Linked DNA regions of Homo sapiens: region 1 is linked to region 2. A link is an interaction called in ENCODE POLR2A ChIA-PET data of the cell type or tissue named here. Cell type or tissue: CD4-positive, alpha-beta T cell. All regions are shown on one strand.

Region 1 (8,000 bases), 400 kb after region 2:
AATAGAAAGGGTTCCTTTTAATTGGTGAAAAACAGTTTTGTGCTTTTTTCCCTGTGGCTTAAGTTACTGCTTTTTGCAAACTTGAAAAAAAAATACAAAAAGGAAAACTAAGAATATGGTAGTTTGGGTATAACAACCTACTATTAAAACAAACTGACATCTTGAAAAAACATATTCTGAAATGATTGGGCTTCCAGAATGGTGCCTGGGGATTGTTGTGTGCGTGAATATGTCTCATGAAAGCCATAGCTGATTAGCTACATCAGCTTACCTCCAGTTTGCCCTAGTCCAGATAGAAATCCAGCTCCAGCTTAAATAACTTTTAGGTTTTATTTGAACAAGACTTCCTAAAATTAAAAATGGCTATCACATCTGATTTCTATCACTGAAAAAACTTGTTAGGAGGCAGTATTTGTTTCCCTAAATTTAATGCTTACATTTGTTCCCATTCACAATTTACAAGTGACAAGGAAAATTCTTTCTCCCCTTCTCATTCTGCCTTCCAATTAGACCTAAACTGATTAGCCTCAGCACCACATGCTCAGTCCCAAAGTGTTGAAGCAAAGAAGAGGTTTGGAGTTGGGTGTGTGTGGGTGTGTGTGTGTGTGGGTGTGTGTGTAACTATACTAAAATAATGTGGCCTTGCTCCAGAAATGCCAGCTTTCTTACAGTTCCCCAATCATATCATTTTATACCTCTATTAACACACACTATTCCCTTTGCCTGGAATGTCTTTTGCCCCCTTATCCACTTAGTAAGCACAGTTCATTTAAAAAAATAAATAAATAAAAAGGAAGCATGCCCTTACCACCTCATCATCCCACCCTCACCACCAATTTGTATATTTAAGTACAGAAACATAAAGGCTTCAGTCTTTGAATCTCTTTTTCCCTTAATATCAATTTTATAAGTGATCTTTTACAGACTCATGACTTCAAATGTCACCTACATCAGTGCTGTTCAATAGAATTTTGTGTAATAATGGAAGTGTCCCACATCTGCACTATCCAATACAGTAAATACAGTAGCCATTAGCTACATGTGGCTATTGAGTACTTGAAATATGGCTAGAGCAACTGAGAACTGAATTTTTTTTTTTTTTTTGAGACAGAATCTCACTCTGTCGCCCAGGCTGGAGTGCAGTGGCATGATCTCGGCTCACTGCAACCTCTGCCTCCTGAGTTCAAGTGATTCTCCTGCCTCAGCCTCCTGAGTAGCTGGGATTACAGACACCCACCACCACACCCAGCTAATTTTTGTATTTTTAGTGGAGACAGGGTTTCCATGACCATGTTGGCCGAGCTGGTCTCAAACTCTTGACCTCAAAGTGATCCGTCCACCTCGGCTTCCCAAAGTGCTGGGATTGCAGGTGTGAGCCACTGCGCCCAGCCGAGAACTGAAGTTTTAATTTCATTTAATGAATTTAAATTTAAATTTAAATTGTCACATGTAGCTAGTGGCTGCCATGTTGGACAACACTGACCTATATAACTTCCAAATATATTAGTAGTGCCAATCCATAACTGTCCCCTGAACTCCAGACTCATGCCAGTATATCCAGCTGCCTACTCAACATCTGCACTTGGAGAGCTTACAGGCATTCCAAAATTAGTATGTCTAAAAACAAGTACCTGATGCTCTCCCACAAACCTGTTCTTTCCGTAGTCTTCCCCATCTCAGTGAAAGGCAACTCCGTTCTTCCAGTTTCTCAGCCCAAAAGCCTTGGAGTTGTCCCTGACTCTATATTTAATTAATCAGCGATCCTCTCTGCTCTACAAAATATAGCCAAAATATGACCACTCCTCATCACAGCTACTGCTGTCACCCTAGTTCAAGTCACCATTATCTTTCACCTGGATTATTCCAGTAGTCTTCAACTGGTCTCCCTGCTTTCACTCTGGCCCCTTTAAGTCTATTCTTAACACAGCAGCCAAAATGATTGTGTTAAAATATGTCAGAGGACAGCATTCTCTTGCTTAAAACCCTGCTGTGGTTGACTCACTCAAAGCAAAAACTAAAACCCTTTCATGGCTGGGTGCGGTGGATTACTCCTGTAATCCCAGCACTTTGGGAGGCCAAGGCAGGCAGATCACCTGAGGTCAGGAGTTCGAGACCAGCCTGATCAACATGGAGAAACCCCGTCTCTACTAATACAAAATTAGCCAGGCAAGGTGGCAAATGCCTATAACCCCAACTACTCGGGAGGCTGAGGCAGGAGAATCGCTTGAACCCGGGAGGCAGAGTTTGTGGTGAGTCAAGATTGCGCCATTGCCTGGGCAACAAGAGTGAAATGTTGTCAAAAAAAAAAAAAAAATCTTTTTGTTTGCAGAAAAGTTCCCATATGATCTGGTCCCGGTACCACACTCCTGCCATATCTTACCTTATTTCCCACTCTGATCCCTTGCTCCCTCCACTCCAGATCCACTAGCCTCTTTGGTATCCCTTCAACATGGCAATGCAGGGCCTTTGCCCTGGCTATTCCCTGCCTGGAATTCTCTTCCCCAGATAAATGTATGGCTCATTCCCTCACCACCTTCAGATTTTTCTCAAATGTCACTCTCTCAGGGAGGCCTCTCCTATTACCAATTGCAGCCCCTCACCTCAATACTTCTTATTCTACATTCTTACTTTTTGTTTCTCCATATCACTGATCGCCATCTAACATACTATAATAGTGTTTATTATTTGTCTCTCCTCATATGTACATTAAAGCATAAGCTCCATGAAATTGAAATTTTTTTTTTTTTTTTTGAGACAGAGTCTGGCTCTGTCGCCCAGGCTGGAGTATAGTGGCACAATCTTGGCTCACTGCAAGCTCCGCCTCCCGGGTTCACGCCATTCTCCTGCCTCAGACTCCTGAGTAGCTGGGACTACAGGCGCCCCCTACCATGCCCAGCTACTTTTAGTAGAGACAGGGTTTCACCGTGTTAGCTAGGATGGTCTCGATCTCCTGACCTCATGATCCACCTGCCTTGGCCTCCCAAGATACTGGGATTACAGGCGTGAGCCACCGTGCCTGGCTTTTTTTTTTTTTTTTTTGCAGAGGGATTTTTGCTGTTGTCACCCAGGCTGGAGTGCAATGGCGCGATCTCGGCTCACTGCAACCTCCGCCTCCTGGGTTCAAGCAATTCTCCTGCCTCAGCCTCCCGAGTAGCTGGGATTACAGGCACCTGCCACCATGCCTAGCTAATTTTTGTATTTTTAGTAGAGATGGTTTTCACCATGTTGGCCAGGCTGGTCTCAAACTCCTGAGCTCAGGTAATCAACCCGCCTCGGCCTCCCAAAGTGCTGGGATTACAGGCTGAGCCTCCAAGCCTGGCTGGAACTGAAATTTTTGAATGTATATTTGTATAATTGTACAGTACTACTTAGCTTGTATTATAACATTTCTTTTTTTTTTCTTTTCTTCTTTTTTTTTTCTTTTCTTCTTTTTTTTTTTCCTGAGACGGTGTCTTGTTCTGTTGCCCAGGCTGGAGTATAGTGGTTTGATAACAGCTCATCTCCTCCCAGGTTCAAGCAATTCTCCAACCTCAGCTGCCTGAGTAGCTGGGTTACAGGCATGCACCACCGTGCCTGTCTAATTTTTGTATTTTTATAGAGATGGGGTTTCACCCTGTTGGCCAGGCTGGTCTCGAACTCCTGACCTGAGGTGATCCACCCGCCTCAGCCTCCCAAAGTGCTGGGATTACAGGCATGAGCCACTGCCGATTACAACATTTGTGGTTTTTTTGTTTGTTTGTGTTTTTGTTTTTTGTTTTTTCAGATGGAATCTTGCTCTGTAGCCCAGGCTGGAGTGCAGTGGCACGATCTTGGCTCACTGCAACCTCTGTCTCCTGGGTTCAAGCAATTCTCCTGTCTCAACCTCCCGAGAAGCTAGGATTACAGGTGCCTGCCACCACATCCAGCTAATTTTTGCATTTTTAGTACAGACGGGGTTTCACCATGTTGCCCAGGCTGGTTACAACATTTCTTGAATCCATATGTCTGTATTTAGTGACACTGTGACTTCCATGGATACTTTATTTATCTTTGAATTCCCCAAAACCTAGCATTGGAAAACATTAGGTATGTACTCAATAAACACTATCTGAAAGGAAACTACTGGACATTTAGCATGCCACCTATTGTAAGAATCCCAGTGTCTAATATGCCCAAAATGCTTCCTGAAGGAAACTGATGAACCTACAGCTACTTTAATCTGACCACTTGATCCTGGGCAATTTGCCACTATGGCTAAGATCACAAGTAAGCTCTTGGCTCAAGGGCAACCAATCCACTGGTTGGCCAAAATCCTATAATGTACCCTGGTATGAAAAGATGAACTGAACTAATCTAACTCTCCCTCTCTGGACTCCGAATTACCATTAGTTAGAGATAGGAGATTGAGGAGCTTGACAAGGCAAAGATGTAACGGAGCAATAAATATGAGTATGTAGGAACTATGAAGTATAGAAAAGATATACAGGGCAAAGTGCAGGAAAAAGGAACACGGTACCTAAGAGAAAATGGAGAGTCAATGAATCACATTAATAAGAGCACCCTGGAGTGAAGATCCACAAACTGCAGTTAAGGTCTCATTTGAGCTGTCTTGAATCCAATTCTCTTGAAGCTTTGTGCTTCTTGTTATTCTCTGTGTCAATTTACAATAATGCCAAATTGCTGAGGTGCCTTAAGGGAGTGTCTTTTTTCTTTACAACTCCCAAAACCTAACAAAAATGCCATTCTTAGTTTATATAATTGCTGTCACATCTAGAAGAGCCAGGGTATTTCATTTTCGTATTTTCTGCCAAATGATACATTGGCGATATTCTTCACATCCTAAGGTGATTGACCCTTGGAGCTTTGAACAATTATTAGGAAGCACAAAGGAGTGTTCTTTTTGTAGCCATTTGGTTCTCCTTTAAAGGTTGCCCTCCTGTGGCAAGCTAGAATACAGTTACAGTGTGAATGCAGCTTGCTTTATTTTTTTATTTTTTTTTTTTTATTTTTTTTTGAGACGGAGTTTCACTCTTGTTGCTCAGGCTGGAGTGCAATGGCGTGATCTCGGCTCACCACAACCTCCGCCTCCCAGGTTCAAGTGATTCTCCTGCCTCAGCCTCCCAAGTAGCTGGGATTACAGGCATGCGCCAACACACCCGGCTAATTTTTGTATTTTTAGTAGAGGTGGGGTTTCTTCATGTTGGTCAGGCTGTTCTTGAACTCCCGACCTCAAGTGAACGCCCGCCTCGGCCTCCCAAAGTGCTGGGATTACAGGTGTGAGCCACCGTGCCCGGCCACCTTGCTTTAAATAAGTTCAAAACTCTGGATTTACAGCAACAGATCATTCAGCCACTTTTAACAATTATTTATTTATATTACCACAAAAGTAGCATACTGTTAGAAATTCAAATACTGGCCAGGCGCAGTGGCTCATGCCTGTAATCCCAGCACGTTGGGAGGCTGAGGCGGGCAGATCATGAGGTCAGGTGATGGAGACCAGCCAGACCAACATGGTGAAACCCCGTCTCTACTAAAAATACAAAAATTAGCCAGGCATGGTGGCAGACATCTGTAATCCCAGCTACTCAGGAGGCCGAGGCAGGAACATCGCTTAAACCCGGGAGGCGGAGGTTGCAGTGAGCCGATATCGCGCCACTGCACTCCAGCCTGGGTGACAGAGTGAGACTCTGTCTCAAAAAAAAAAAAAAAGAAATTCAAATACCATGTATTTTGAATAGTGAGAATTTACGAACCACAAGAAAGCCACAAACCCAAAGTTAACCTGCAAAGTTTCAGTTAATACCATTGCCTTGGATAAACACAAAATATCTAAGGAAAAGGGCTTTCTGCTTCAAAGACTTGTTCACAGTCTTTCTCTTTTTCCTTCTCCATGAGAAGCTCACCCCTATGAGTCCACATAGCTGCCACCACCACAAAGGAAGCCAGCTATTTTAAAATGTATTCACTACTTTGCTTGAGGGGCAGTGGGGCATAACGGTTAAGACCACCAGCTTTATTTTAAGTATACTTTGGCAGTATCTACCAATATTTTAAACATACATACTTTAAGGCCCAATAATTCCAACATCTACAAATCTGTTCTACAGAAATACTAACAAAAGTGCACAAACATATATAAGGATGGTCACTGAAGCAATGTTGATAAGAGCAAAAAATCTGAAAGATCCCAAATGGTGTATAAGAAAAGTGGTTAAATAAATTATAGTACATCCATGCAATAGTATACTATGCAACTATTAAAGAAAGTAAGGAGTGTGTGTATCTAATGGGATGGAAATAGGCTTAATTTACATTGCTTAATTTTAGAAAGGCAAGTTGCAGAACAGTATATTGAATAATCCATTTTAAATATGTGTATGTGTATGTGTCATAAAAAAAAAAAGAAAGAAAAAGCAGCCAGGCACTGTGGCTCAAGCCTGTAATCCTAGCACTTTGGGAGGCTTAGTGGGGTGGATCACCAGGTCAGGAGTTCAAGACCAGCCTAGCCAAGATGGTGAAACCCCTCTCTACTAAAAATACAAAAATTAGCCGGGCGTGGTGGCAGGCGCCTGTAATTCCAGCTGCTAGGGAGGCTGAGGCGGGAGAATTGCTTGAACTCGGGAGGCAGAGGTTGCAATGAGCTGAGATCTCACCACTGCACTCCAGCCTGGACAAAGAGTGAGACTCCATCTCAAAAAAAAAAAGGTTGGAGGATTGCCCACCAAACCATTCATATTGATAAACTCTGGGAAGTGGAAAAGGGACTTTATACCTTGCTATATTGTTAAGTAATATAACAAAGGCATATCATATTTGTAATTTCTATTTATTTATTTATTTATTTTTTGAGATGGAGTCTCACTCCATCTACAGGTTGGAATGCAGTGGCACAGTCTCGGCTCATTGCAACCTCTGCCTCGCAGGTTCAAGAGATTCTCCTGCCTCAGCCGCCCGAGTAACTGGGACTACAGGCGTGCACCACCATACCCAGCTAATTTTTGTATTTTTAGTAGAGATGGGGTTTCACCATGTTGGCCAGGATGGTCTCGATCTCTTGACCTCGTGACTCACCCACCTTGGCCTCCCAAAGTTCTAGGATTACAGGCATGTGCCACTGCGCCCAACCTATTATTATTATTTTTTTTTCGAGATGAAATTTTGCTTTTTTTACCCAGGCTGGAGTGCAATGGTGCTATCTTGGCTCACCACAACCTCCGCCTCCCAGATTCAAGTGATTCTCCTGCCTCAGCCTCCCGAGTAGCTAGGATTACAGGCATGCACCACCACGTCCGGCTAATTTTGTATTTTTAGTAGAGACAGGGTTTCTCCGTGTTGGTCAGGCTGGTCTCGAACTCCTGACCTCAGGTGATCTGCACCCCCACCTCGGCCTCCCAAAGTGCTGGGATTACAGGCATGAGCCACTGCGCCTGACCTGTAATTTCTATTTAAATAAAACATTTTAATGGAGACCAAAAAAAAAAAGTAAGAAGAGGCTTCAGAATCAAACTCTGATTCAAATCCTAGTTCCATCAACTTTTTAGGGTTCAGTGGAATATTAAGATGAAAATTTCCTTTACCTTAACTTCTGATTGTCACTTCACAGCAAATGACTGAAATATCTGAGCTTTTCTCTTATACATTGTTTTTAAACACCAGAGACAACTCCCTCTTAAGAGGCTTGTGATTCATCTTCCATTTTTTGTAAAGTGAATCATTTCCCTAATTTTTCTACTTGCTAATAAGATAATAAATATAGCATATTCTGTCTCTTTCACAAATTCCACCCCCTTTTCTCCGTATCTGACTTCAAGAGTCCACAACCTGGGAGCTGTCCAGGTACCAATTAACATTTAAAAAGCCCTCAAGTTGTTCACACAAATAGTTCTATTATTGCTTTCCTTTACAGCCTTGGTCTGCTCAAAAACCCACATTCAAATTGGATCACATAAACTCCAGCCCTTAAGCACACAGGTATTGTAGGCTAGAGGCCGCTTTTGGCTACAAACCCCCTTATTCATTTA
Region 2 (8,000 bases):
AGGGTGATTCTTCGGTATTGTGCAAGTATCTAGTTTTTCATTAGCCTTTAATCTACTGGTGTTATTCTGCAGTTGTTGAGTGTAGTGTTCTGTATGTATCAGTCTGGAGTTTGTGTTGTTCTGGTCTTCTGTGTCCTCTCTAATTCTCTTGTTTGCTTATTCCATCAGTAATAATAATAATATATAATAATTATTATATATTAATATATAATTATTATATAATATATAATAATTATTATAACATATAATAATAATTATAATATATAATATATAATTATTATATTATATATAATAATTATATATTATATATAATTATTATATATTATATATAATAATAATTATAATATATAATAATATATAATAATAATTATATATTATATAATAATAATTATATATAATATATAATTATATAATAATAATTATATATAATATATAATAATTATATAATACATAATTATTATAATATATAATAATTATATATAATATATTAATAATATTATTATTACTATTATTAAAGACAGAATCTTGAGCTCTGTCACCCAGGTGCAATCATAGCTCACTGTATCCTCGAACTCGTGGCCTCAAGCAATCCTTTGGCCTCAGCCTCCCGAGTAGCTGAGATTACAGGCATGCACCACCTGGCTATTCTTTTTTACTTTTTTTTTTTTTTTGTAGAGATGGAGTCTCATTATGTTTCCCAGGCTGGCCTGGAGCTCCTGGCCACCTGCCTTGGCCTCCCAAAGTGCTGGCATTACAGGTGTGAGCCACGTTCAGCATGTTCCATCAGTTTCTGAGAGAGGTGAATTAACAGCTCCCACTTCCCATTCTGTTAAGTTTTGCTTTATGTTTTGAGACTGTTAGATGCATAGATATAAAAGTGTTACATCTTGTTAAATTTCAATTGTGTTTCTTGTAAGTGGTATGTAGTTGTTTTTAATTTACTCTGACAATATTGATCTTTTAATAGGATTATTTACTCAGTTTTCTTTAAAAGTATTACTGATGTGGTAGAGTTTTAATCCTACATAATCTTTAAGTTTTTAATTGACATACAATTGTACATATTTAGAGAGTACAGTCTGATGTTTTGATACACATGTGTATTGTGGAATGATCAAATCAGGGTCATTAGCAAAACCATCACTTCAAACACTTGTCATTTCTTTGTGGTGAGAACATTCAAAATGCTATCTTCTAGCTATTTTTAAATACACATTGTTGTTAATTGTAGTAACCTTACTGTGCAATAGAACACCAGGACTTAGTCCTCCCATCTGACTATAGCTTCGTGCCTGTTGACCAACCTTTCCCCGTCCTCCCTTCTCCTACCCTCTCCAGCCTCTGGTAACCACCATTCTACTTTCTACTTCTATGGGATAACTTCTTTAGATTCTACATAGGAGTGAGATCATGCTGTTTGTCCTTCTCTACTTGGCTTATTTCACTTAACACAATGTTCTGTAGGTTCATCCATGTCACAAATGACAGGATTTTATTCTTTTTTATGGCTGAATACTATTCCATTGTGTATATATACACCCCATTTTAAAAATGCATTCATCTGTTAATGGATACTTAGTTGACTCCATATTTTGGCTATTGTGAATTGTGCTTCAATAAATGTGGGAATGCAGATCTCTCTTTGACATACTGATTTCTTTTCTTTTGTTTGTATACCTAGTAGATGAATTGTTGGATCATATGATAGTTTTAAATTCTTTGAGGAACCTCCATACCGTTGTCCATAATGATTGTTCTATTAATACTTACAGTCCCAACCGGGCACAGTGGCTCACAGCTGTAATCCCAGCACTGTGGGAGGCCGAGGTGGGCGGATCATGAGGTCAGGAGTTTGAGACCAGTCTGGCCAATATGGTGAAACCCTTTCTCTACTAAAGATACAAAAAATTAGCCAGGCGTGGTGGCATGTGCCTGTAATCCCAGCTACTCGGGAGGCTGAGGCAGGAGAATCGCTTGATTCCGGGAGGTGGAGGTTGCAGTGAGCCAAGATCGTGCTATTGCACTCCAGCCTGGGCGACAGGGTGAGACTCCATCTCAAAAAAAGAAAAAAAAGGTTACAGTCCCATTAACAGTGTATAAGAGTTCCCTTTTCTCCACATCCTTGCCAGCATTTGTTATTTTCTGTCTCTTTGATGATAGCCATTCTTATTAGGGTGAGGTGGTATCTCATTGTGGTTTTGATTTGTGTTTCCCTGATGATTAGTGATGTTGAACATTTTTTCATATACCTCTTGGCCATTTGTGTGTTGTCTTTGGAGAAACACCTATTCAGATCTTTTGCCCATTTTTAAATTGAATTATTTGTTTTTTTGCTATTGAGTTGTTTGAGTTCCTTATGTATTCTGGCTATCAGTCATCTGTCCTTTTGGATGATTCAAGCATTTTTTTATTCCTTCATTTCTCTCATCTATTATTATTATTACTATTATTTTAAGATATAGGGTCTCACCATGTTGCCCAGGTAGGCCTTGAACTCCTAGGTTCAAGCAGTCCTCCTGCCTCAGCCTCCCAAATAGTTGGGGATACAGCCATGCACTGCCATGCCTGGCTTAGATTTTTAGTAATATGTTTTGTTTTATTTTATTTTATTTTATTTTAACTAATTTATTTTTAGACAGGGTCTCACTCCCGTTGCCCAGGCTGGAGTGCAGTGGCACCATCACAGCCTCGACTTCCTGGGCTCAGGTGATTCTCTATCCTCAGCCTCTCAAGTAGTTGGGACAACAGGCATGCGCCACCACACCTGGCTAACTTTTTGTATTTTTTGTAGAGATAGGGTTTCACCATGTTTCCTATGCTAGTTTCAAACTCCTGGGCTCAAGTGATCCAGCCACTTCAGCCTCCCAAAGTGCTGGGATTACAGGTGTGAGCCACTGTGCCCGGCCCGTTTTTAACTCCCAACCTTTGACATGCTCACTTGTTATTGGAACGGAAGTGGCACAGTGGGGAGAGAGGAGTGAGAGCGTCTCCCCACAGTGGATGGCTCAGCTGTTCGGGATGTTTCCAGTGGGATCACACCATGGTCCAGGGTCTGGTCTGCATCCTAATGGGCTTGAAAACCAGATCTTACTGGCTTTTCCCACACCCCACAACTTGAGTCCACTCATGCTCACTGATTGTCCCTAAATGGACCTGCAGAGCCAGTGGATCCCCTTGTGGTGAGAAATGCACTCACATGAGCTTGGGCAGCCCTTCTCTCCTGTCTGTCAGCAGGCTTCTGGGAGTGGGTGCTACGTGAACTTGGACACAGGGGCCAAGGGCTGGACAGGTGTGGAATGTTGAGCCAGGCCCCACCGCCTTTGGGGCAGGCTGGATGTGCTGGCCAGCCAGACCTGACACCTCTGGCCAGTGCCTGGGTGCACGCGGCCCGGGTCGGCCTCAGACCCTCCCTCTTGGTGCTTCCCAGGAGACCACTCGCTTAGCCCCTCCCTGAGGACAGGCTCTGTCTTTAGATCCCTTAGTACTTCAGTCCCTCTGTCAGCCTCAGGAAATGTGTGCATCTCTCTTAGTTGAGCTCCCAGGAGGTTATCTGACATCTCTCATTTCTGAGTCTTTCTGGGAGCCTCAGCACACACCCCGCTTCCTCTCTGTGGGCTCCTCTGACGCTGCCTTATCAGCAGTGTGTGTGTTGGGGTGAGGTTGTGAGATCGGAGAGAGAGACAGCTCAAGAGTTGTGATGAAAACACTGAAAGAAAGGCAGTGTGGGCTTCAGCAGCCCTTCCTCGGTGATGTTTGTGCAGCAGCAGAACTTGTTGAGTGACCGCCTTTGCTTTATGTAAATGTCATGAGTTCTGGAGAAACACAAGCATGGCTTTCGCTTTCTTTTCTGTTCAGCACCAACCTGAGGTTCCACAGCCAGTGTGTGCCAGATCCAGAACTGAACCAAATCTGCCCAAGAGCCTCAGTCTCCACATCTTCAAGCCCAGGAGTTTGAAACCAGCACAGGAAACGTGGTGAAACCCTGTCTCTACAAAAAATCTGTAAAATAGGGTGATTTATTACCTCCCTCTGGGGGTGATGCAAGAAGCCTGCTTGCTTCTCATGTGAAATGAATGAGCACCTGGGGAACCCCAGTTGTCCCGGTTGCCCCCGCTCCTGGGGTCTGCAGGCCCACCTTAGGATGGAAGTGGAGCGCAGCAACCAGGTGTCTACACAAGATCCACTCCTAGAAGCTGCAGGGCGGGAGCAGTGGGCCCTGCTGAGGGGTGGTCTTGAGCTCCTGGCCACACCCTTTCTGGGGTGAGTTTCAGGAGGTGGATCCGGGGCCCCCGGCTGGGAGAAGAGAGTCTGGAAGCTGCCCTGCCTTGGCTGCCATCCCCTGGGAGGGAGTTTAGCTGGAGGAATGGGGCACTGGGTCCCTCCCTGACACCCCGGGGCCTCTGAGCCACTCTGGGGATGGAACGTAGCAGTGCAGCATTTCTTCCTGATCAGAGCGGGAAGCTCTGGGCTGCAGAGCTTTGATCTCACAGTATGTGGTCAGTCCCCGGGGCTGGCTGAGGTGTGGGATGATCCCTCGTGACCTGGCGACCTGGTGCTCCCATGCTTACCCCTGGCTCTGTTGGGGTGAGCCGAGGCCTCATGTCTGAGCTGAGGTTGCTTGTTGTTCAGAAGGCAAGGCCGAGGCACTGCCTCTGGGTGGATGCTTGAACCCCCTTTATCCCACCCTTGCCTTGGCTGGTGCCTGGGCAACTCTCTGTTGAACCAAAACCTCTTATCAGCAACTGATAAGTACCCAGCCTTGCATCTGCAGAGCAAGGCCTGACCCAGAGCCAGGGTTGGCAGCTGCAGCAGGAGTCCGTTACAGCCAAGATTGCGTACCAGTCTCTGCGGCCACCACCTTTTCATGATGAGAGCAGCCAAGCCACAGTGGGGTGTGGAAGACCCCAGCCCTAGCAATCACATCCCTTCCCTGTGGACCTGGGGACATTGGCACCTATGAGTTAGCTCAGTAAGCTGAATTTCCTGCTGCCCATAGGAAGGACCCCGTGAGACCTTGACCTGGCCCATCTCGTTCCAGAGCTGTTGGTTGGCTGGGAGTGGGGTGAGAGATTCATCACAGGCCTAGCCCTGGCAACCGCTGGACTCCCCTACACTAGGCTTAGTGTGTGTCCACCCCCACCGCACACATGCACACCTTCCCAGCGGCAGCGCTGCACGTGTGCCTGCTGGTGCCTTGCTGCAAGGGAAGTGGGCATGTGCCCGCCCAAGCTATTTTTACCCTGCCTTGTCCCCACAGAGCTGTTCTTTGGCTCTGAGTTAGTGCCTGGGGAATGAGGCCGTTGCCAGGGCTGGGGGTGGATGAGCTGGAACCTCGGAGCTTCTTGGACTCCCTTCCCCAGGCAGCATCTCATCTTAATGCTTACTAAAGGGTGTGACTCGTGTGCAGGGCGACCTTCCATAAGAGTGGGCAGGAGAGGACCCTGGTGGGGAGAAAGAGGCACTGATGTTTGGAGGGCAGGCTCTGGAACCTGCAGGTCTGGCTTCCTGCAGCCAAAAAAACCCAGCCGAGCTGCAGCCCAGTGAGCCACGGTGGGTAGAGGGAGAGGTCCCAGGGGCTGGATGGGAGCCAGGAGGCCAGGAGGTACCCTGGATTGTTTTCCTTCAACACAATGACGACAATAGTAGTTCAGTTTTGGGGTGTGGTGGTGTGTACCTGTAGTCCTAGCTGCTTGGGAGGCTGAGCTGGGAGGATCACTTGAGTCCTGGGAGTTTGAAGCTGCAGTGAGCTGTGATTGCGCCACTGCATTCCAAGGGTTTTTTTGTTTTTGTTGTTGTTTTTGTGTTTTTGTTTTGTTTTGTTTTGTTTTCTGAGCACTTTCTGTGTGTGCTAAGACCATAAAGTGCTTAGGATGTGTAGCAGCTCATTTAATCCTAATCACAGTTAACTCCATTTTATAGATGGGGAAACTAAGGCACTGAGCAGTTCAGTAACCCTGAAGCTGCAGAGCTCATGAATGGTGAATGGTGGAGCAGGGCTCTGGCCTGGCCGTCTACTCCAGAGCTTGTCCTTAACGCCACCCCGCGCCTCCTTTTGCCGTGTGTTCCGCGCCCTCATGACACAAGGCATTGTCCTAGTTCCCTGTGGCAGCCTGCCAGGCAGGTGGTTCCCTCCCCGTGTTTACATCAGGCCCAGAAATTAAACAGCTGATCCAGCATCAGACAGTCAGGCAGTGACCACACCAGAGTCGGCACCCAGGTCTCAGGGTCCTGTGGCTGTGCTGTTCCCAGCTCATCATACTGCAGTACAGTATGGTTCCACCACCTGCCATGTGCTCTCTACAGTGCTAACCACTGGGGTTCTGACATGTAAATCCCCATAGCTACCCACTTAGGGTCCTTGCTCTCACAGGGAAGGTGGACATGTGGTCACTTGGGGTCCATGTACTCTGTGTGTCAGCTCAGGGAAACGCAGGGTGCTGGCGTGTGCCTGTGAGGTGGCTCCCCATGGGGGAGGTGGGGAGGGAGAGGACCAGATGCTGCATCCGCTCTGAGAGTGTGGACAGTGTGGCATTGTTGGCCACTCTGAGGCTGGGACGGCCCCCACGTGTATTGATACTTGGCCTTTTCAGCAGCCCTGAATTCATCCCTTGCCAACTTCCTACAAAAGAAGGGGTGACTTGGGGCCTGCTGGCAGGCGAACACGGCTCTCAAGACTGGAGAGGGCCCCACGGCAGGCTGTGTGCCTCTAGGTTCCCACTCCCTGCTGGGGACAGGGTGGGACAGTGGGACAGCGAGGTAGGGGTGCAGGGGATGCAGACCTGCCCTGCCAGAGTGGCTGGCTGGATCCTGTTCTCCAGCTCTCTCCAGAATGCCCTGGCCTCAGGTAATTCCTCAGCTTGGCTTCTCTGAGGAGGGTGGGCGTCCCTCCTGGCTGCTCGTCTGTCCAGGACATTGCTGGCTGACCAGCCGGGGACCCATGGCTGTAGGAATAGCTCACCCTCTGTTGCCTGTAGCCCCTCGTGAGGCCAGGTCAGAATTTACGGCTCCTACCGTGACCGACTCTCCGGTGTAAATTGTCACGTGTGGCCCCCTAGAGCTGCCACTGAGGTGGAGTTGACTGGCCCCATTCTGTAGGTGAGGAGCCAGGTGCTCACAAAGGTGGTCACTTGTCCAAGGTCACATGGCTTGTAAGTGGCTGGGCCAGCAGGGCCGGAAACCCAGACTGCTAGGCCCCAGAGCTGAGCCCTCACCCAAGCCCACCCCCAGGGGCCTCCTGGGGCTTCTGGAGGAACACGCTGCTGCATCCGCTCTCTCCCTTCACCCCGGGGTCCGCTGGCAGGTGGAAGAAAGCCTGGGGTGGTGTGGCCATGTACCAGCCAAGCCTGTGGGCCTATGGTGGCTGGCCCTGTGTCCCAGGGTACAGGGAGCTGTGAGCTCAGGGCTGGCTCTGGGTCTTGAGGGACAGAGCCCTGGCAAGTCAGACTGTGCCAGAGACGATGCCCGGTGCTGCCTCCTGAGGATACCACACTGTCCCTTCCCCAAAGGCCCCCAAAAGAGCAGACACAGCCTTTCTGTGCAAACCCTGGGAACACCAGGCCAAGCTCCAGGCCTGGACATGTGTAGGGTCCCTGGGTGGTGACTGGACGGCCGTGTGTGGACTCCTTTTTCACACAGCAGGCGGGAATGGGCAGGAAACCGGGGCTCTGAGAGGCAGTCTTGGAAGCTGCCCTGGGCACAGACCTTACTTGCTGACCCCGGCCACCTAGAAACATGAGCTCTGGGGAGGCCCTGTCCCTGCCCCACCACTCCTGCCAGCCCTCCAGAGCCAGGCTTGGGTGGGCGCCTCTGTGGTGAGGATGTAGACCGTGCAGCTGGGGTGAGCGGGCAGCTCTCTGGGCATCCTGACGAGCATAGTGCGGTGAGGTGGGGTGATGGTATCCTCTCCCATGACCCCCAGTCTACTTGGAAGTATGCTCAACAGGGGGCTCCGCGTGATTCTTACCTGCAGGCAGCCTGGCCGGAGAGGAACCCACCGCCTC

The links. Peaks named below come from ENCODE experiments on the same cell type or tissue, not always from the same donor. Only the 100,000 strongest peaks of a DNase experiment are listed, where the experiment ranks them.
Region 1: POLR2A ChIA-PET joins it to region 2 with 7 read pairs; 2 of 35 experiments call an interaction of 5 or more read pairs at or near these places.

The regions. Positions count from the first base shown.
Region 1 is chr17:31,907,996-31,915,995 of GRCh38, forward strand. No RefSeq gene overlaps it. Among named protein-coding and RNA genes, the nearest start is that of UTP6, 10 kb to the left of the region's middle. In CD4-positive, alpha-beta T cell, a CTCF peak has its summit at 6,736; no DNase peak of the experiment used is centred here.
Region 2 is chr17:31,505,222-31,513,221 of GRCh38, forward strand. All of the region lies in intron 3 of RAB11FIP4 (RAB11 family interacting protein 4), which reads left to right. Among named protein-coding and RNA genes, the nearest start is that of MIR4724, 26 kb to the right of the region's middle. RefSeq lists enhancers at 3,658-4,137, 4,419-5,209. In CD4-positive, alpha-beta T cell, a CTCF peak has its summit at 3,177; DNase peaks (open chromatin) are centred at 3,190, 3,680 and 4,496; H3K4me3 peaks cover 2,288 bases; H3K27ac peaks cover 5,802 bases.